Regions from separate parts of the Homo sapiens genome. Here all the other regions are linked to region 3. A link is an interaction called in ENCODE POLR2A ChIA-PET data of the cell type or tissue named here. Cell type or tissue: Caco-2. All regions are shown on one strand.

What was found. ChIA-PET counts read pairs that join two places held together with the same protein. Peaks named below come from ENCODE experiments on the same cell type or tissue, not always from the same donor. Only the 100,000 strongest peaks of a DNase experiment are listed, where the experiment ranks them.
Region 1: POLR2A ChIA-PET joins it to region 3 with 6 read pairs; 6 of 35 experiments call an interaction of 5 or more read pairs at or near these places.
Region 2: POLR2A ChIA-PET joins it to region 3 with 5 read pairs; 7 of 35 experiments call an interaction of 5 or more read pairs at or near these places.
Region 4: POLR2A ChIA-PET joins it to region 3 with 6 read pairs; 12 of 35 experiments call an interaction of 5 or more read pairs at or near these places.
Region 5: POLR2A ChIA-PET joins it to region 3 with 5 read pairs; 1 of 35 experiments calls an interaction of 5 or more read pairs at or near these places.

What each region holds. Positions count from the first base shown.
Region 1 is chr19:13,040,791-13,044,790 of GRCh38, reverse strand. The region is part of intron 2 of NFIX (nuclear factor I X); the gene reads right to left. Among named protein-coding and RNA genes, the nearest start is that of NFIX-AS1, 28 kb to the right of the region's middle. In Caco-2, no CTCF peak of the experiment used is centred here; no DNase peak of the experiment used is centred here; H3K27me3 peaks cover 101 bases.
Region 2 is chr19:12,824,060-12,828,059 of GRCh38, reverse strand. RTBDN (retbindin) reads left to right here. Exons shown (of 6, transcript NM_001270441.2): 5 at 1,189-1,285; 6 at 2,127-2,578. The coding sequence ends at 2,354. It overlaps RTBDN-AS1 (RTBDN antisense RNA 1), which reads right to left and starts at 2,327. Exons shown (of 3, transcript NR_187779.1): 1 at 2,148-2,327; 2 at 1,168-1,275. RefSeq lists an enhancer at 1,784-2,560 and a cis regulatory region at 2,129-2,929. In Caco-2, a CTCF peak has its summit at 2,281; a DNase peak (open chromatin) is centred at 2,249.
Region 3 is chr19:12,944,176-12,948,175 of GRCh38, reverse strand. It overlaps CALR (calreticulin), which reads right to left. Exons shown (of 9, transcript NM_004343.4): 9 at 3,687-4,000. It overlaps RAD23A (RAD23 nucleotide excision repair protein A), which reads right to left and starts at 2,314. Exons shown (of 9, transcript NM_005053.4): 1 at 2,156-2,314; 2 at 167-328. The coding sequence starts at 2,227. RefSeq lists enhancers at 1-897, 2,213-2,432, 1,844-2,536 and silencers at 1,527-1,821, 1,793-1,852, 1,873-2,062, 2,073-2,152. In Caco-2, no CTCF peak of the experiment used is centred here; DNase peaks (open chromatin) are centred at 1,915 and 2,435; H3K4me3 peaks cover 1,685 bases.
Region 4 is chr19:12,863,193-12,867,192 of GRCh38, reverse strand. It overlaps MAST1 (microtubule associated serine/threonine kinase 1), which reads right to left. Exons shown (of 26, transcript NM_014975.3): 13 at 2,246-2,384; 14 at 2,015-2,147; 15 at 1,712-1,877; 16 at 1,375-1,476; 17 at 1,091-1,213; 18 at 431-540. Among named protein-coding and RNA genes, the nearest start is that of MIR6794, 13 kb to the right of the region's middle. RefSeq lists a cis regulatory region at 1-42 and enhancers at 840-1,627, 1,628-2,416. In Caco-2, no CTCF peak of the experiment used is centred here; no DNase peak of the experiment used is centred here.
Region 5 is chr19:14,118,802-14,122,801 of GRCh38, reverse strand. ASF1B (anti-silencing function 1B histone chaperone) reads left to right here. Exons shown (of 4, transcript NM_018154.3): 3 at 1,094-1,270; 4 at 2,137-3,290. The coding sequence ends at 2,343. It overlaps LOC124904642 (a long non-coding RNA gene), which reads right to left. Exons shown (of 2, transcript XR_007067144.1): 1 at 3,611-4,000; 2 at 3,238-3,493. Among named protein-coding and RNA genes, the nearest start is that of PRKACA, 3.0 kb to the right of the region's middle. In Caco-2, no CTCF peak of the experiment used is centred here; a DNase peak (open chromatin) is centred at 3,996; H3K4me3 peaks cover 71 bases.

The DNA of each region.
Region 1 (4,000 bases), 97 kb before region 3:
AGCGCCCTGTAATTACGACAATTGTAATCTCTTTTACTAACAGGTAGATTAATAGCGAGGCAGGTTCACAAAGAACCCCAGAAAGGAACTGCTCAGCTGCTGAGCGAACGGGAAAGGCCTGACACTTCTCACAAGCATGCACGCCCTCTGACTCAGAAGCTACAAGCCACAGGGGCCAGGTTGGAGTTGGGCCCAGGGGTTACATACCTGCTGTGCCCCCTACTCACTGCACTCCTACTACAGCTCATAGGAGTAACAAGAACTTGAACCTCATGACTGAGAAGTTTCCTCTTACGTTGTTGGGGTGTGAATTAAGCTGACATTTATACACACACACCCCAACCCATACTTGTACACAGACACCCACCTCCTGACACTCAGACACCCACACAGACACCCGCAGGTTAGCACATCCTGAACACCCTGCAGAGGAAAGAACAGAGCAAACCTCATGAACATATGCATCCCACCCACGACTGCGTGGCCACAAGCCCTCTAGACACTGGATGGCCCACACTGCCATGCCACAGCCCCAGCTGAAGGAAGAAAGGGGAGAAACGATGCTGTCGCCTCCCTCTGTCCTACACAACTACCCACATCCACTGCTGCAATTCAAAAGCCTCTTGTGGGGCCTCAGGAGTCTTGAGGCAGCTCCCACTACCCAGGGCCTGAGGACAGTCAGGTTCTGGGTAAGGTGGAGTATCACAGAGAAAGGGTGGGGGACAAGGGTCAACAGAGGCTGAAGACACTTACGCTTCCATGGGCCGAATAGGATGTAGAAAATGATATAAGGCCCGATTTTCTCTTTTTTCTTTTTTTTTAAATTTTATTTTATAGAGATGGGGGTCTTGCTACGTGGCCCAGGCTCGAACTCCTGGGCTCAAATGATCCTCCCACATCGGCCTCCCAAAGTGCTAGAATTACAGGTATGAGCCACCACACCTGGCCCTACGGCCCAGTTTTCGAGATGAATAAGCATGCATATTCAGGCACACAGATAAGAGTGCCATGGCAGTGGGGACCAAGTCTGATGAGAGCATGCTCACTTACACACAGGGACTTGGGGCAGGGCACAAGGGGGCTGTGTGTCCCTGCCTGCATGGCCCTGGGGGACACTGTCTGGGATGCAAGGGTGAGAGAGGGGGTGTCTATGAGTGATGTCAAAGTCCACAGTCCACAGCAACAGCTCACCCTCCCCTGGTCCCCCTTCAAGTCCTGGGAGGACATGTGCGACCTTGGCAGCCCCAGGGGCCTTGTGGCAGACTGCGCAGCTGGCCTCAGGTGTCAGCAGCAGCTGCTTCCTCAGGAGCTCTCTGGCACGTGCTGGCGGCCAGCATGGGCTTGCACCTCAGAAGTGGACCTGGGGGCTGCTGCCATTAAGATACCATGGCCAGCACCTGCTCACCACCAGACAGTCTCAAGAGCCACTTCTGCAGTCCCAAGGCCAGAAGCTGAGAGGAAACTGCCATGCCACGGTGACCCCCAAGGGTCCCTCCCCTTCTAGCAGTGCTAACAGGAAGTGGCTGCAGAGGCCTGGAAGGGGGCACCTCAGATTCATAAAAACATGGATTGGAGGGTGTGAGAATGTGGGCTGATGTCCATGATTAGCTTTTACACTGGGTAACACCATGTGTCCATCAAGGAATGTGTGAGCTGATGCAGAGAATAAATACAGGAACGGGACATACACCTATGACAGGGATGGGAGACTTGACTTGTAAAAGTGCATCCTGACATGACATGTATGTGCAATGTACACGATATGTACAATGATGGCAACATCTTTCTGAGGCTCTGGGGAATAGGATCAGGGTACAGGGACAGAGTGAGATGGATCCTTGCGTGCTGCCTGAGGGTGTCAAGTTTCCAGATGGCAATTTAACAGGATGGACGAAGAGCCTTCAAGAGAGTCCATACCTTTTGCCTAGTAATTCAACTGCTAGGAAGCATTAGCTGAAGGTAACAAATACAGCTACAAAGCTTGGTGTAATAGGATGTCCATCCCAGCAGAATTTACAATGGGGATGAACGCAACACAACTCAAAGGCCTCAGTGGGGGTGGGGGTGGGGTTTACATCAGCTCTGGCATGATGAAATCTCATGAAGCTGTTTAAAAGCATGTTTTTCTTTTTCAGGCCAGGCATGGTGGCTCACTCCTGTAATATCAGCACTTGGAAGGCTGAGGCGGAAAGATCACTTGCAGCCAGGAGTTCAAGACCAGGCTGGCCAACATGGCGAAATCCCGTCTCTACTAAAAACACACAAAAAAATAGCCAGGTGTGGTGGCGCACACCTGTAAACCCAGCTTCTCCTGAAGCTGAGGCATGAGAATTGCTTGAACCCTGGAGGTAGAGGTTGCAGTGAGCTGAGATAGTGCCACTGCACTCCAGCTTGGGTGACAGCGACTCTGTCTCCAAAAAAAAAAAAAAAAAAAAGCATGTAAAAGCATGTTTTTATTTTTCAGTAAGCACCTATTACACTTATAATAAGAGGTAATTTCTCATTTTCAAAAGGGAATAGGGGACAGAAGTCATTAGAAAAGTTGACAATTTAGGGGTAATGCAGCTAACAAGAAAAGATGCTAAGGCCAGGCGCAGTGGCTCATGCCTGTAATCCCAGCACTTTGGGAGGCCAAGGCAGGCGGATCACGAGGTCAGGAGATCAAGACCATCCTGGCTAACATGGTGAAACCCTGTCTCTACTAAAAATACAAAAAAAAAAAAAAATTAGCCAGGTGTGGTGGCAGGCGCCTGTAGTCCCAGCTACTCGGGAGGCTGAGGCAGCAGAATGGCGTGAATCTGGGAGGCGGAACTTGCAGCGACCTGAGATTGCGCCACTGCACTCCAGCCTGGGCGACAGAGCGAGACTCCATCTCAAAAACTAACAAACAAACAAACAAACAAGAAAAAGAAAAGATGCTAAACCACTAAAAATTAGATTTTGAAAAATAGCGACATAGTAGAATACACAATGGTACTGATTTTTTTTTTTTTTTTTGAGACGGAGTCTGGCTCTGTTGCCCAGGCTGGAGTGCAGTGGCACGATCTCGGCTGACTGCAACCTCTGCCTCCCGGGTTCAAGTGATTCTCCTGCCTCAGCCTCCTGAGCAGCTGAGATTACAGGCATGTGCCTCCATGCCTGGCTAATTTTGTATTTTTAGTAGAGACGGGGTTTCACCGTGTTGGTCAGGCTGGTCTTGAACTCCTGATCTCGTGATCTGCCTGCCTCGGCCTCCCAAAGTGCTGGGATTATAGGCATGAGCCACTGCGCCCTGCAGTATTAAATTTTAAAAGCAGCATCCCTAAGTGTCTATACTATAAATTCCAGTAAAAAATAAAATATGTGCATGAATAAGTAAGGGAAAATGCAACAAAAGTTAATAGCAGTTATTTCAGTGGCATAATTGTATAATTTTAATTTCCACCCCCTGACTTCATGCTAATTTTGTATTTTTATTATGAATGTACAGTAGTCTTATAATAAGAAAAATAACCTTTTTAAAACAGTGGACAGATGAGGGACTGTACGTACCAGGCACACTCCCCAAATCATAGAACAACATAATCAGCTGATCGTGAAACTAAGCCCCTGTGTGTCCAGAGTTTGTGAGAGGCAGGCTTGGCCTCCTGAACTTTCATGCTCAAGTGGACTCCAGCCCAAAGAGTGGTAGCAAGGAGGGAAATGTCCTCATGTTACTGTCATGCTGTGGCATGTGACACTACCAAGACCGGGTGCCTGGTGGGCCTCTAGCTACCTTTCCACTGAACAAGGAGGACTTCAGAGGGGAAAACCGGTCTCAGAGAAAGTCAAGAACTGGCACATGGGGCCAGAGGAAAGAGGTTTAGGACCAGGTGAGAGAGGAGGAAGGAGCTATCTAGAGAGTCTTAAGGTAGAAAGTGGAGTGCTCGGAATTCACTCAAAAACTACTGGAAACAGTTCTAAGATCCGAGGCAAGCAAAGGTACAGCAGCGGCAGCAGAATCAACTTTAAGATCTGCTTC
Region 2 (4,000 bases), 120 kb after region 3:
GTGCAGTGACACGATCTCAGCTCACTGCAACCTCAGCCTCCTGGGTTCAAGTGATTCTCCCGCCTCAGCATCCCTAGTAGCTGAGATTACATGCTTCCGCCACCACGCCCGGCTAAATTTTGTATTTTTAGTAGAGACGGTGTTTCACCGTGTTGGCCAAGCTGGTCTCAAACTCCTGACCTAGGTGGTCCGCCTGCCTTGGCCTCTCGAAGTGCTGGGATTACAGGGGTGAGCCACCATGCCCAGCCAGGCCCTGAGATTTCTTAAGGAGTGAGTCCTCTTGATTGAAAAGATAAGGTAAAAGGGTGGGTGCCTGTAATCTCAGTCGTTTGAGAGGTCAAGGCAGGAGGATTGGTTGAGGCCAGGAGTTCAAGATCAGCCTGGGGAACATGGCAAGACCCAGTCTCAACAAAAAATTTAAAAATTAATTAGACATGGGCCGGACGTAGTGGCTCATGCTTGTAATCCCAGCACTTTGGGAGGCCAAGGTGGGCAGATCCCCTGAGGTCAGGAGTTTGAGACAAGCTTGGCCAACGTGGTGAAACACCGTCTCTACTAAAAACACAAAAATGAGCCAGGCGTGGTGGTGGGCGCCTGTAATCCCAGCTACTCGGGAGGCTGAGGCAGGAGAATTGTTTGAACCTGGGAGGCAGAGGTTGCAGGAAGCAGAGATTGGGCCACTGCACTCCAGCCTGGGTAACAGAGCAGGACTCCATCTCAAAAAAAAAAAAAAAAAAAATTAATCGGACATGATGGTGCGCACCTATAGTCCCAGGTACTTGAGACACTGAGGTGGAAGGATTGCTCCAGCTTGGGAGGTCAAAGCTGCCATAAGCCATGCTTACGCCACTGCACTCCAGCTTGAGTCACAGAGCAAGACCCTGACTCAAAAATAAATAAAAGGAAAACGAAAGAGTGGGAAAATATGAGGGACTGGCCTGTAACTAATGGTCTGAGGTCTGTAGGGACAAGGCCAGTTGTGACGTGGCCCAGAGTATGGAAAGATCTGATAGAATATGGGGCAGGGTGAAATCTGGAGAGATGGGGTTAGTTAGCAGGGGAGTGGTTCTAAAAGGCGGGGCCTGGATCCGAGGTGGGGGCATATAGTGAACACAGTCTAGAAGAGCCAGAATCGCGCTGGAATGTAACTACAAAGGCTTTACCCACCTCTCCACTCGCCATCTCCAGGTTCGCCAACTGCGAAGATGATATCACCTGCGGCCCGACTTGGCTCCCACTCTCAGAAAAAAGGGGCTGTGAGCCCAGCTGCCTTACCTATGGACAGGTGAGCGTGGGGCAGAAGGTGAAGGGAAGAGACTGAGATCCTCCCCACCAAGTTATTTATTTATTTATTTATTTATTTCTGAGACGGAGTTTCATTCTTGTCACCCAGGCTGGAGTGCAGTGGCGCGATCTCAGCTCGATGCAACCTCCGCCTCCGGGGTTCAAGTGATTCTCCTGCCGCAACCTCCCGAATAGCTGGGATTTCAGGCGCATGCCACCATGCCCAGCTAATTTTTGTATTTTTAGTAGAGTCAGCGTTTCACCATGTTGGCCAGGCTGGTTTCGAACTCCTGACCTCAGGTGATCCGCCCACCTCGGCCTCCCAAAGTGTTGGGATTACAGGTGTGAGCCACCGCCCCCGGCCCCCACCAAGTTCTTTCTTACCGTGTCTAGACCCCAGAGACCGGATTGGTACTCCCCAGGTCCCTGCTCCCACCCTTCCCTAGCCCAACCTCCTACTGGGTTGTGCCCTTTGACCCCAAAAGCTCTCGAAGTCCAGATTTGCCCTTCCCAAGAAACCATTCCTGCTCTGGGTCCATCCACATTTTACCCTGGAGGACCCAGAAGCCCAGTCACTCTCTACAAAACCCCAGCCTTGATACAGACCTCTCTGCGCGCCCCCCAACTGCCCCAACCCTGATTCATCCCGCTAGGGCCCAGTAAGAACATTCACCCTCCCCAAGGACCTGCCCCCACTCACGTTCCGCACATAGACTCCCAGGCCGCACGCTCCGGCTCTGACCCCAATCCCTAAGGAATTTACACATTTTTCCCTTCCCGAGGCCACGCCCCCCACGTCTCTGGACTCCGCCCACTAGGGCCTTAACTCCACTTTTTCCTAGACCTTCGCAGACGGGACGGACCTTTGTCGCTCGGCTCTGGGCCACGCCCTACCGGTGGCTGCTCCTGGAGCCCGTCACTGCTTCAACATCTCCATCTCCGCGGTACCTCGTCCCAGACCAGGACGACGGGGCCGGGAAGCTCCCTCCCGGCGTTCCCGCAGCCCTCGCACCTCCATCCTGGACGCTGCGGGCAGCGGGAGTGGCAGTGGAAGCGGCAGCGGCCCCTAGCGGACGCGTGGCCCTGAGTTGGGGGAGCGACCCTTCCCCCAGCCCCGCCCCTCAGGACACCCAGAACCCCACCCCTCGTCCTCTCGGCCTTCTGTAATAGTTTTGAGATGTCTGTCCCTCCTCCCTGGAGCTCCAGAGACCCACCCCTCTCCAGGTTATCCCAGAAATGACCCAACTCTCTCACTTTTCCCTCTCCCCTTTGAATAAAGTCGCCAGCTAGAGCACGTGACGAGTGTGGCTGCTTCTTGGGGAAATAAGTCGGAAGGAGAATTGCCAGAAAGTAACGGATGTCTCACGTCTAATCCTCAGACCCTAGAAGTAGTGACTGACTCATACTAGAGTGTAAATGATAGATAGCCTGTGCCCTAGAGCAGTCAACATAACTGGGAATACCCAGTTGTTGGAAATGGAGAGGGGGTCAGAACAGGGGCTGACAAGGGCAGGAGGGGTTCCTTCCCACTGTGTGCCACCAGGGCTGCCAAGAAGCTGCCTAACTTGTATAGGCCTCAAGACACACTTCAAGGCCAGGTGCAGAGGCTCATGCCTGTAATCCCAGCAATTTGAGAGGCTGAGGTGGTTGGATTGCTTGAGCCCAGGAGTTCAAGACCAGGCTTCGCAATACGGTGAGAACCTGTCTCCACAAAAAAAAAAAGAGAGAGAGAGAAAGGAAGAAAAAAGAAAAAGAAAAAGAATATTTTTAATTGGCCCAGTGTAGTGACCCGTGCCTGTATTCCTACCTGCTCAGCAGGCTGAGGCAGGAGGATCGCTTGAGCTCAGTTCAGGGCTGCAGTGAGCCACGATCACACCACTGTACTCTAGTCTGGGTGACACAGTGAGAGCCTCTCTCTCAAAAAAAATAATAATAATAAGACATGCAGACACAGAATACCAAGCTGGCCCTGGTAGTATGTGCTGTACTCCCAACTACTTGAGAGGCTGAGGTAAGAAGATCACTCGATCCCAGAACATTGAGGCTACAGTAAGCTATAATCCTGCCACTACACTCCAGCCTGGGCAAAAGCCAGATCCCAGCTTTTTATTTATTTATTTATTTTGAGACTGAGTTTCGTTCTTGTTGCCCAGGTTGGAGTGCAATAGCAGGATCTCAGCTCACTGCAACCTCCTCCTCCCGGGTTCCAGTGATTCTCCTGCCTCAGCCTCCCTAGTAGCTGGGATTACAGGCACCTGCCACCAAGCCCAGCTAATTTTTTGTATTTTTAGTAGAGATAGGGTTTCACCATGTTGGCCAGGCTGGTCTCAAACTCTTCACTTCAGGGGATCCACCCACCTTGGCCTCCCAAAGTACTAAGATTACATGTGTGAGCCACCACGCCTGGCGTTTTTTTTGTTTGTTTGTTTGTTTTTTTGAGACAGAGTCTAGCTTTGTCTCCCAGGCTGAATTGTAGTGGTGCAATCTTGGCTTACTGCAACCTCAGCCTCCTGGGTTCAAGTGCTTCTCGTGCCTCAGCCTCCAGAGTAGCTGGGATTGCAGGCACACACCACCACATCTGGATAATTTTTGTATTTTTAGTAGAGATGGGGTTTCACCATGTTGGCGAAACCTCAGGTGATCCACCTGCCTCGGCCTCCCAAAGTGCTGGGATTACAGACACAAGTCACCATTCCTGCCCAAGACCCCATATTAT
Region 3 (4,000 bases):
TGCAACAGCAAGAAAAAGGGAGCTGGCATCAGCAACCCTATCAGACCCAACAACCCGCTCCGCTGTGGCCCCGCCCTGTTCACAGCTAATCTCTCCTGGGCACACAGGCTCTTTGCCAGCTCCCCAGCTCGTCCACCCACCCTCCCAGCCAGCACACGTCACCCACCTTGGTCACCATGACGACCACAAAGTTCTTCTCATCGATGCGATAGTCCCTGATAGGGACATCGTCACTCAAGATCTTGCCGGCATAGATGAGTTTCTGTCCAGCCACGGGGAAGGCATCACGACCCTTCTCAGCTTCTATCTTCTCCTTTAGCACCTTCACCTAGAGGGAGTGGTACAGACAGTCACTGGAGACCCCAAGATTCTCTTTTCCCTTCTAGTTTAGGACAGAGAAACTGCCAGCCCTGATGGCAGAAAGGCAAGCACGCTGGGTTTTTTAAGCTTTCTCAGCATCTAAAGCATGCTAGATTTGAATTCATTCAATCATCATGCCATTCAACACAGTATTTACTTATACTAAACACCCATTATGTGCCAGGTGCTGTTTTAGACACAGAGGCCACAGCACAGAACAAACTCAACACAAGTAAGTCCCTGCTCTCAATGAGAGAACACTAATGTGAAGAAAATGTAATTTCGGGTAGTATAAAGTATAATTAACAGAATAAAGGGGACAGTCCCCCACTCTACACTCTACCTTGGACAATAAGTGACTAATAGTTAATAGTGATATTTTTTAATTTTAAGAGGCAGGATCTCGCTGCCGCCCATGCTGGATTGATGTGGCACGATCATCGCTGACTGCAGCCTCAAACTCCTGGGCTCAACTGGTACTCTTGTCCAGCCTTGGGAGTAGCTAGGACTAAAGGTACACACCACCACTCCAGACTAATTAAAAATAATTTTTTTTTGTAGATAAGAGTCTCCCTATGTTAGACTGGCTGGTCTCAAACTCCTGGCCTCAAGCAATCCTCCTGCCTCTGCCTCCCAAATCATCAGGATTAGAGGCATGAGCCACCGTGCCTGGCCAATAGTGCTACTGTAAATGTATATGTGTCATACCTTTTAAGTTTCCTATGAAATACGTTTAATTGGTCTCATTTTATTTATTGATTTTTGTTTCTTTTTTTTGTAGAGAACGGGGTCTCACTGTGTTGCCAGGATGATCTCGAATTCCTAGGCTCAAGGGCTCCTCTTCCCTCTGCCTCCCTAAGTGCTGGGATTACAGGCGGAAGCCAGCAGGCGACCGGTTCATTTGATATTTGAGAAAACGGAGGCACAGACAGGTAGGCAGGTTAACTTGCCCAAAGCCAAACACTTGAGCGGATCAAAAAATGTGTGTTTCCTTTTCTACAAAAAGTGGACTTCAATGTCTCCCTCACTATGCAAAAAGCGCCAAGTACCCAATAGACATTCAGTATGTTTGAATTAGGTCCTAATTCTACTTTTGACTAAAAAGGCAGCATAATATTTATATCGTGGACGCTCACACGAGGCAGAACCGAATTTGAATCCCAGCTCTGCCATTACTTGTGTGTGACTGTGGCAAAGTTCCTCAATCCCTAGGTTTCCACATCTGTAAAATGATCAGAGGTCCCCAATGACAAGCCCGTTTTGCAGAGCGGTAAAACAACACTACAACACTCGGTGACTGATAAAAAGTAAACGGCCAACAAACACGGACCACCAAAATTATAAAGACTGAGACCCGTTTATTATCATTAACATCGTTGTTGTCGTCACTACTCAGTATCTCCTGGTCATTACTCCTAGATTCGACCACCAGTGTCCCAAGGAGACGCCTGCAAAGCTGGGAACGTGGAGCCCAGTCTTGGAGAGCTTGGCCTGCCCAGGAATCCGAGCTTGTGACTCCCGCGCCCCGCGAGAGCGCTGACATTGGAGCCGGGGCCTGGCCAGCGCCCCGGGGGTGGGGCCTCGCCCGGAGACCGGCGCAGGAGCGCCGCCCGATCGGCTGGGGGCTGGGCCAAAGACCATCGGGGGGTCCAGGAAAGTCGGGCAGGTCGGGGGTCTGGGCAGGGCCGACCCGCGCCGTCCTCCCTGCCCCTCCCGTTGGGATTCTAGCCTCCCCGCCCCCACCCCACCCCCGAAACCCGTCGCTCCCGCCCCCGGGCTCCGGCCCGGCCCGCACCGTCTCGTCAGGCTCCATGCGGATCTTGAAGGTCTGCTGCTGCAGCGTTTTGAGCGTGATGGTGACGGCCATGGCGGGGCCCGAGCGACGCGGCGGCCCCGGGATCCTCACACAACATGCAACTCACGCCGCCGCCATCTTAGCGCCCAGGCGCGCCGCGCCGCGCGCCGACCACTTCCGGGGCAGGCAATGCGCGCGCTGACCACCGGCGCACGTGACCTGCGCACTCCCTCCTTGGCCTTTGTGGGCATGCGCACGAGCGCGTTCTCGAGCGAGGCACGCGCAGACTAAACTCCGCGCTGTGGGCGGGGCTTCTTGCTCGGCCCGCACACGTGGTCTCCTGAGTGACGCCATGCCCGTTATCGGTGACGTCACGGGGCTGCAAAGTGACTCTGGTGTCCCCACTCTCACGCTCAAATGAATTTTTAACAAAGTTTTTATGTACCTGTACTGGTTACAGACATTTGTATTTCTTCTGTAAAAACCTCATTTTGCCTCTTCCAAATGAGAATTTTTTCTTTCAAACAGTCTCTGTCACCCAGGCTGGAGTGCAGTGGCGCGATCTCGGCTCACTGCAGCTTCCGCCTTCCGGGTTCATGCAATTCTCCTGCCTCAGCCTCCCGAGTAACTGGGATTACAGGCACCCCCCACCACGCCCGGATAATTTTTTGTATTGGGTTTCACCGTGTTGGCCAGGCTGGTCTCAAAACTCCTGACCTCAGGTGATCCACCCGCCTCGGCCTCCCAAAGTGCTGGGATTACAGGCGTGAACCACCGTACCCGGCCCCCAAATGAGTTTTATTCTGGTCTGGGTATCCTGGCAGGAACCCTTGTAGAGCAGTCAAAGTGAAAGTTACTCAAAACTAGAAATACCTGAAAGGCCACCAAGCACAGAAAAAAAACCTTAAGTTGGAAGCGGGGGCAAGGTGCCATTTTGTAGCCTCATTCATTCTTTAGGGATCTGGAGTTTTGGAATGAACCTACAATTTTCATTCTTGGGTCTCCGGGCAGGAGTACTTTGTTGTACTATACCTAATCTGACCCCAGAAGTATTTAAAGATGTTAACTTTCAAAGCCTCACTACATTAAATACAGAATTCTCCCTTGGATCTACCAGTCCTGGAGGCATCCCAGAGGGGTTGGGCTGAGCCACAGGACCCCAAAGGAATAGAAGCATGAAAAAGGCCAGTTTAAGGGGCAGGGTGAACCAGATTGAGCCACTGTACGCCAGCCTGGACAACAGAGCGAGAGTCTATCTTAAAAATAAATAAATAAGCAGAACCAAAACTTACCAGTTAGGTTCAAGGATTCAGTAAGTTAGTATGTGGAGTATTTACAGCAGCAACAGCCATTCCCCCGTTGGTTTTGAGGGTTATGGGGTAAATAAGGGTCCCTGGAATCTTGTGGAACACTCAGCAACCTCTCTAGCAATAGCTGAAAAAGGAGATATACTGGAAACCCCCCCCCCCCCCAAAAAGACCACTGCTGGGTTTCCTTAAGTCTGTCTTTCCCCAGAAGGAGACACAGGAGGGAGACACAAAATTTAATTTAATAGAAATTTTGTTTGTAGTTCTTACATTCTCAGTGTGAGCCAATCTGGGACCCACTGCCCCACCCAGAAGTGGCCCAGTCCTGGGGGCAGGGGAGAAAGGGAGGGGTGAAATGAGAAGAGCCCCGTTCTTCCTCAGTGCTGGGGGGTTGGAGACACCACCCCCTTCTGCTGCCCTCCTCTGGGCTCCAGGAAGGAGAGCAGATGAAATCTCAGGCCTGTGGCTTCTCCACACCACTGCCCCCCAGGTTGGAGGGGAGCTAAGAGATGAGAGAAGGGGACAGAGGCAAGAAAAG
Region 4 (4,000 bases), 81 kb after region 3:
TAGCCCAGGCTAGGCCCTGCACGCCTCTACAAGTTGCTTCTCAAAGCAAGGCCTATGGCTTCTCTGCCCGTTATTAGAAAAAATAAAAATAAATAAATAAAAGCAAGACTTCGCTGGGCTTTACTCCGCCTTCGCTGCTGGCCTCATTCCCACGTCCTGACCCCGCCCCACCCACACCTAGCCCCGCCCCACCATGGCCTCAATCTGCACAACTGTCCTGATTCCTGTTAGATTCCACTCAGTGCCAAAGGCCCGTCCCATAGACTCCCGAACCTGCCTCTTGCGTGGCCTTACCACCTTCCAGACTCCCGCCCCATCAATAACTTCCCGCTCCTGAGACCTTGGGCACCAGGGAACCTGTTTCTCACTGTCTCTCCAAGCCCCATCCCTCCTGGGGTCTCGCCCTGTCCCACACCCAGACTTGGCCCACCTTGCTGAAGCGCGGAGAGCAGGAAGAGAACTGGCGGATTTCCACGGGCTCCTCCTCCGTCGTGTCATCCTCGTCATAGGAGTTCACGTGGTGATACCTGTCTGAGCGGGCTGGGGAGCGGGTATGGGCTGTGACTGAGGGTACGGGGTTCCTCCTCATATCACATCCCCACAGGAGCCCAGTCCTGGTTCAAGACGGGTTTACAAGTCTTCAGGTCAGGCCACGCCCCTGCCTCATTAGTGTATTTAATTTAGGCTCCGCTCCCAGGCAAGGTCCTTGCCCCATTCTCAGTGGCACCGTCTAGCCCCGCCTCCAAAGAGGCCACGCTCCACCTACAGTGCTCTGCACCCTGGCATCACCCCAGGCCATTCTGAGCGCTAGTACCTCTCTCTAGTTCAGTTCCAGGCCCACACTCACAACTCACCCAGGCCAGGCCCCACACCTAGCCCAATCTCAGGTTCTTACCTACATTTCAGCCTGAGCCCCGCCTGTATGTCAGCCCCGCCCCACTTGGCCCCGCCCCCACCAAAATACCACCTTCGCACCTAGGCATCACATCTTGGTACTTAGCCAGGCCCTATCCCAGGCTTTACTTACCCCAGGGTCCCTCTTCCCGGATCCCACCCCTCGACCCAGGTCGTGCCTGGTGTCCCAGCTCACTGTCAAAGTAGCTAGTGTCATCTTCCGACTCTAGGTGGGGGATGAACTCGGCCTTCTGCCTCAGCAGCCCTGTCCAGTCCAGGTCTCGAAAGAAACTGTGCTGCTTCACCTCAAAAGCGCCGCCTGGGACGGAAGGGATTCCAGCCACAGCTGATGGCCAACCCAGCAGCCCAGCCCCGCCCCCCATGTCTTCCGCCCCGGGGCCACAGCACAGGCTGGGCCTGGGGTTTTGGAGGCCTGCTCTCTATCAGTGGGCCCTCAGCTCCTCTGCATGGCGGACTTACCTGCCCCAAGCCTGACCAGAGGGTTGGTCTGCAGGAGGCTGGATATGAGGAGTTGGGCCTCCGTAGGTAGGGCCTCATCCCCCTCGGGCCACAGGATGTCATCTGCAAAACAAAACGGAACTTAGGGGCGGTTTTTGTTGTTGTTGTTGTTTGGACACAGGATCTCACTGTGTCACCCAGCTGGAGTGCAGTGGCACGATCATGGCTCACTGCAGCCTTGACCTCCTGAGTGCAAGCGATCCTCTGGGGGGTCGCTTTTGAAATCCCTGGAACCCTGAGCCTGTCCATCTCTCCGTGCACACCACACTCTGCCCCTGTACACTGCCAAGCCACGTACCACTGATGACCTGTCCAAATAGCTCCTCTGGTGTGTCTCCGAAGAAGGGCACACAGCCCACCAGGAACTCGTAGAGGATGATCCCCATAGCCCACCAGTCCACTGGCTTGCCGTAGCCTTGACGCAGGATGACCTCGGGCGCGATGTACTCTGGGGTCCCACACACCTGGGGGCAGGCTGTCAGCCCACGCCCCAGCCAGAGGAGGGCCCTCAAGGGAGAGCTGTGCCCCCCACCAGGCCCTGGGTTCCCGAGGTCCTGCAGGGTCACTCCACCCTCAGCGACCCCCATGCCCGCACACACACCTGTTTGTCCAGGAACTCTCGGGCGTCCTTCTCGATGTGGCCTTCATATAAGTTGGTGGTGAGGCTCATGAGCCCCATCTTGGAGAGGCCGAAATCTGTGAGCTTGATGTGACCCATGGAGGTGATAAGGAGGCTGTAGGCACAGGTGGGGATCTCAGGGATGAGGCCCGTCCATTCTGCCTCCTGGCCTCCCGAGGGACAGAGGGAGTGATGGGAAAGATCAAAGCTCACTTGTCAGGCTTGAGGTCGCGGTGCACGATGCCATAGTTGTGCAAATACTCCAGGGCTAGCACCGTCTCAGCAAAGTACATGCGGGCCATCTCTACGGGCAGCGCTCCAATATTCTTCAGCAGGGTGGCACAGTCGCCGCCTGCAGGCCAGGAAATGGGCCCGCATAAAAAGGGAGGCATTCCTCTCTCTGGACATGCACCATAGCACCAACTTCTCATGTTATGTTGTACCCGTTTTATAGATAAGGGAAACTGAGGCTCTGAGAGGGGCCTCCCTCCCTCCAGGTCCTCTACTGGGTTCTTCTTGTCCTCTTAGCCATCCTCCAAAGTTGGTGTCATCAGCTCATCTTATACACAAAGGGATGGAGACTCAAAGAAAGGATGGGTCATGCAGGCAGTTGTTGGTAGAGGTGAGGTTTAGTTGGGGAACAAAGGCTACCCACTTATCAACTGCATCTGGAAGCACAGCCCTCTATCTCCTGGTGTCTGAACCTTGGAGCTGGAAGCCTTAGATGCAGATTCTTGGTCTTCACTAGATTTTTTTTTTTTTTTTTTGAGACAGGGTCTTACTCCATTGCCCAGTCTAGAGTGCGGTGGCAAGATCACAGCTCACTGCATCCTCAACCTCCCAGCTCAAGCAATCCTCCTGCTTCAGCCTCCTGAGTAGCTGGGACTACAGATGTGAGCCACCATGCCCAGCTGATTTTTAAAAAATTGTTCAAGGCTGGGCATGGTAGCTCACGCCTGAAATCCCAGCACTTTGGGAAGCCAAGGCGGGTGGATCACTTGAGGTCAGGAGTTCGAGACCAGCCTGGTCAACATGGTGAAACCCCATCTCTGAAAAAAGAATACTAAAGTTAGCCTGGCTTGTTGGCAGACGGCTGTAATCCCAGCTACTCGGGAGGCTAAGGCAGAAGAATGGCTTGAACCTGGGAGGCAGAGGTTGCAGAGATCCAAGATCGCACCACTGCAGTCCAGCCTGGGTGACAGAGCAAGACTCCGTCTCAAAAAAAAAAAAAAAAAAGTTTTTTGTAGAAACGAGTTTCATTGTGTTGCCCAAGCTGGTCTCCAACTCTTGGGTTCAAAGGATCCTCCTGCCTCAGCTTCCCAAAGTGTTGGCCACTGCCTCTGCCCCTCTGCCAGATTTACTGTAATTGGCATTGGTATTTCAGTTTCTCAATATCTATTTCCTTTTTATCCTACAAAGGCTAGATTTCCTTCCATGTGCAGCAACCGGGGCAGTATGTAACCCAAGTTGCTCCAGTGAGTTAGCCCTTGGAATTTTCACTCTTTTCCTGTAAGAATTGCTAAGCTCATAGAATGTAAGCTGAGATCTGCTAGATGGCAACCTTGCTACATGAGGGCTTGTCTAGAAGGAAGCCCACATGTGGGAGTACAGAGCCAAGAGATGGAGAGTTTCCTGATGGAATGGTTTGAGCACCTACATCCAGCCATTCCTGAAGGTAATATTGGTTTTTCAATCACCAATGACCAAGAAAGCTAATGATTTCTTTCTTTTTTCTGTTCTCTTTTCTGCGAGATTTTGCTGGTTTCAGAAACTCTCTGAGGGTGGGGCCCAGGAATCTGCATTTGAGCACATCTATTGTGCACACAGACCCACCATAGAGATACTGATTTGGCCCCCTTCTCTCCTCCTCCTCTGCAATGAACCTGGACTAGAGCAGTCATCTACCTCCTAGTCTCCTGATTCTGCTCTCTCCACAAGAGCCAAATGGATTATCTTTTCTTAATTTTT
Region 5 (4,000 bases), 1.2 Mb before region 3:
CTGCCTCACCTGTTCAGCTTCATGCCACTGTCCCCCGGCTCACCACACTCCTCCAGAGTACCACGCACCTCTCCCTGCCACAGTCAACGTTTTGTAGTCATTTGTGGGATTGATTCTGTGTTTCCATCAGTTGACAACTCCTGGCTGGGCACAGTGACTCACACCTGTAATCCCAGCCCTTTGGGAGGCTGAGGTGAGAGGATCGCTTGAGCCCAGGAGTTTGAGACCAGCCTGGGCAACATGGAGAAACCCTGTCTCTACAAAAAATAATTGGCTAGACATGTTGGCACACACCGTTGTCCCAGCTATTTGGGAGGCTGAAGCAGGAGGATTGCTTGAGCCCAGGAGTTCAAGGATGCAGTGAGCCATGATGGCGCCATTGCACTCCAGCCTGGGTAACAGAGGGAGGCCAGACCCTGTGTAAAAAAAAAAAAAGTCCAGGCGCAATGGCTCACACCTGTAATCCCAACACTTTGGGAGGCCGAGGTGGGCAGATCACCTGAAGTCAGGAGTTTAAGACCAGCCTGGCCAACATGGTGAAATCCCGTCTGTACTAAAAATACAAAAAAAAGGCTGGGCGCAGTGGCTCACACCTGTAATCCCAACACTTTAGGAGTCCAAGACGGGTGGATCACCTGAGGTCAGGAGTTCGAGACCAGCCTGGCCAACATGGCGAAACCCCATCTCTACTAAAAATACAAAAATTAGCCGGGCATGGTGGTGGGCACCTGTAATCCCAGCTACTCGGGAGGCTGAGGCAGGAGAATCGCTTGAACCCGTGAGGCGGAGGTTGCAGTGAGCCGAGATCGCACCATTGCACTTCAGCCTGGGCAACAGAGCAAAACTCCATTAAAAAAAAATACCAAAAAAAAAAAAAAGTTAGCCGGGTGTGGTGGTGTGTGCCTGTAGTCCCAGCTGCCTGGGATGCTGAGGCAGAATTGTTTGAACCCGAGAGGCAGAAGTAAAAAAAAGAAAACTGAGGGCAGAGAGCATACTTTTTGCTCAGTAAATACATGATGCTTGGGAATCTTTGTACTAATGACATCGAGGCATGGCTGTGGCACTGCTAAGGCCTAGGATGTGTCTCCCCTAGGCCGACGCCCCCAACCCATCCCTCATCCCAGAGACTGATGCCGTGGGTGTGACTGTGGTCCTCATCACCTGCACCTACCATGGACAGGAGTTCATCCGAGTGGGCTACTACGTCAACAACGAGTACCTCAACCCTGAGCTGCGTGAGAACCCGCCCATGAAGCCAGATTTCTCCCAGGTGGGGCCTGTTTCCACTTCCTGCTTCCCACAAGGCCGTTCTTTATACTTGGGGGGAGTTCAGCCATTCAAATTGAGAGTCAAGGTCACTTCTTAAGGTTTTCAAGTAATATTCAGTTCTTACAGTACTGTGTTAGAAGAGGAGAAAAAGACCTTTGTCTCTCAAAGGCATGTCTTAGAGAATTAAGATTAGGCCAGCCTGGGCAACATAGTGAGACCCTGTCCCTAACCCCCGCAAAAAAAAAAAAAAAAAAAAATGAGCCAGACATGGGTGGTGTGCTCTACTCTGGAGGCTGAGGTGGGAGGATCGCTTGAGCCCAGGAGTTTGAGGCTGCAGTGAGCTCAGATCGTGCCACTGCATTCCAGCCTGACCAACAGAGTGAGACTGTCCCTTAAAAAAAAAAAGTCCTGGGCCAGGCACAGTGGCTCACGCGTTGTAATCCCAGCACTTTGGGAGGCCGAGGCTGTAGGATCACCTGAGGTCAGGAGTTTGAGACCAGCCTGGCCAACATGGTGAAAGCCCGTCTCTACTAAAAATACGAAAATGAGCCAGGTATGGTGCCTTGCACCTGTAGTCCCAGCTACACAGGAGGCTGAGGCAAGAGAATCGCTTGAACCCGGAAGGCAGAGGTTGCAGTGAGACGAGATCACAGCATTGCACTCCAGCCTGGGCAACAAAAGCAAAACTCCGTCTCAAAAAATAAATAAATAAATAAATAAATAAGGTCCTGGCCACAGGTGTTTTCTGGAGTTCCATATGTAGGTTGCTCTTGCTGGGCTTGAGATGGGTGATTGGGGGTGTCCTGGCTCTATGGGACCAAGGAGAGGGCGTACCTACAAGGGTTGACGTTCCTCTTCCTGCCCCAGCTCCAGCGGAACATCTTGGCCTCGAACCCCCGGGTGACCCGCTTCCATATCAACTGGGACAACAACATGGACAGGCTGGAGGCCATAGAGACCCAGGACCCCTCCCTGGGCTGCGGCCTCCCACTCAACTGCACTCCTATCAAGGGCTTGGGGCTCCCTGGCTGCATCCCTGGCCTCCTCCCTGAGAACTCCATGGACTGCATCTAACTGCAGGAACCCAGAGTGTCCCAGCACGCCGGGAGGGGCAACCAGGCCTCCCAGCGAGTCCTGCAGGGCCCATCTAGAGGACTTTGGGGGCCATCAGCTGCAATCCAGGTCTGTCAAACTCAGCCCCTAGGAAAGAACAGGCCTTGGGTCTCCCCTAGTCCTGGCCAGAAGGATGATCTCGCTTTTCCTCTACAGGCCTATAAGAAGCAGGTACTTCAGTTCTAAATTCTGACTTGTGTTCTTTTCGTCTTCATAAATTCTAACTAAGGCCACTGTGCCACTGTGCACCCTTGAGTACCATTGATCCAAAGCTTTCCCACAGACCTCCCTGGCCCACCTAGAGGCTTTCTTGGTCAGTGCCTGTCAAGGCTCCAGTCCTGCTGAGCCAAAGGCTTTGTCATTCCTTTCTCTTCCTGTACATCTGAGCAGACCCACTCCAGCTTTCTGGTGTCACAGGCGGGAATGTTAGTTAGTAGGTAGACTTAGATCCCATTTCTGTCCTGCTCCCAGGAAGATTCTTAGGTCCTCTTCAATCCAGCAGCCCCTCCCAGAGGTGTGATCAGCAGGATGCTGAGGAACCATGTTGCCTTTCCTGTCAATCACAGCCACCTTCCTGTTATCTCCTAAATGGATCTGGCTTTTCCTGGAGGCTGCCATGGTTGGAAGATGGTATCAGAGGGCCTGCCTGGGCAGTCTGTCTCCGGGCCAGGGTCAGGGACCCTCTGCCTCTGGCAGCCTTAACCTGTCCTCTGCTAGGACCAGGGTGATTTCAAGCCAGGGAAGCAACTGGGACCCTGAAAACTGTCCCTCCCCAGCCCGCTCCCCCTCTCTGTGCCCTGGTCCCCTTGCTGCCATGTGGATGCTGTTGTGATTGCTGTTTGTATATTATCAAAATGTTTTTATATTAAAAATGTTTGGTCTGAAAATTAAAAGCACTTCATTTAGAATGATTGTTTGTGCTTTTGTCTCTGGTGGACTGAAGCAACTTTGTCCACTCTCCCCCAGAAGTGGCCTCTTGCCCTGTCCAGTGGGTTGGCTGTCCCACGTCTTCTTTCCAGCTTCCTACTCCAGTCTTAATTGGTTCTACAGTTGTATTCCAGACTGAGGTTCCAGGAGGGGTTTTTCTTTGTCAAAACTTAAACCAGCTGTCCTGCAGATAGATTATAATGAGTGATTTTTCAGACTTTGCCCTTGACCCACAGGAAATTAACATCGTGATCCCAACACACAAACAGCAATGCTTTTATTAAATTTTACTAAACCTTACCATGTATCTATCCATCCAGAGGCGGAGTGGTCAGCCATTTCCCCATAGTTCACAGAAAGGCTCTGACTCTCCCTCCCTGGAACTGTGGTTGATCTGGGAACATGGGGGCAGACAGCAGCTGGAGAAGGTGGAGGCTATTCAAGTCGAAGCAGCAGATCGGCTTGTAGTTAAGCCCAGCTAGCCCTTCCGAGTCGGGGTGACCTGGCTTCTCCCCTCCCCTGACCCTCTCTTAAGTGCTTCTCAATCAGGAGCAGTTCGGCCCCGCAAGAGCACATTCACCAATGTCAGGAGACAGCGGTTGCCACAGCCAGCAGGAAGATAGAGGAGGGGCTACTGGCATCCAGTGGGTAGAGGCGGGGGATGTTGCTCAACACCCAGTGGTGCACAAGA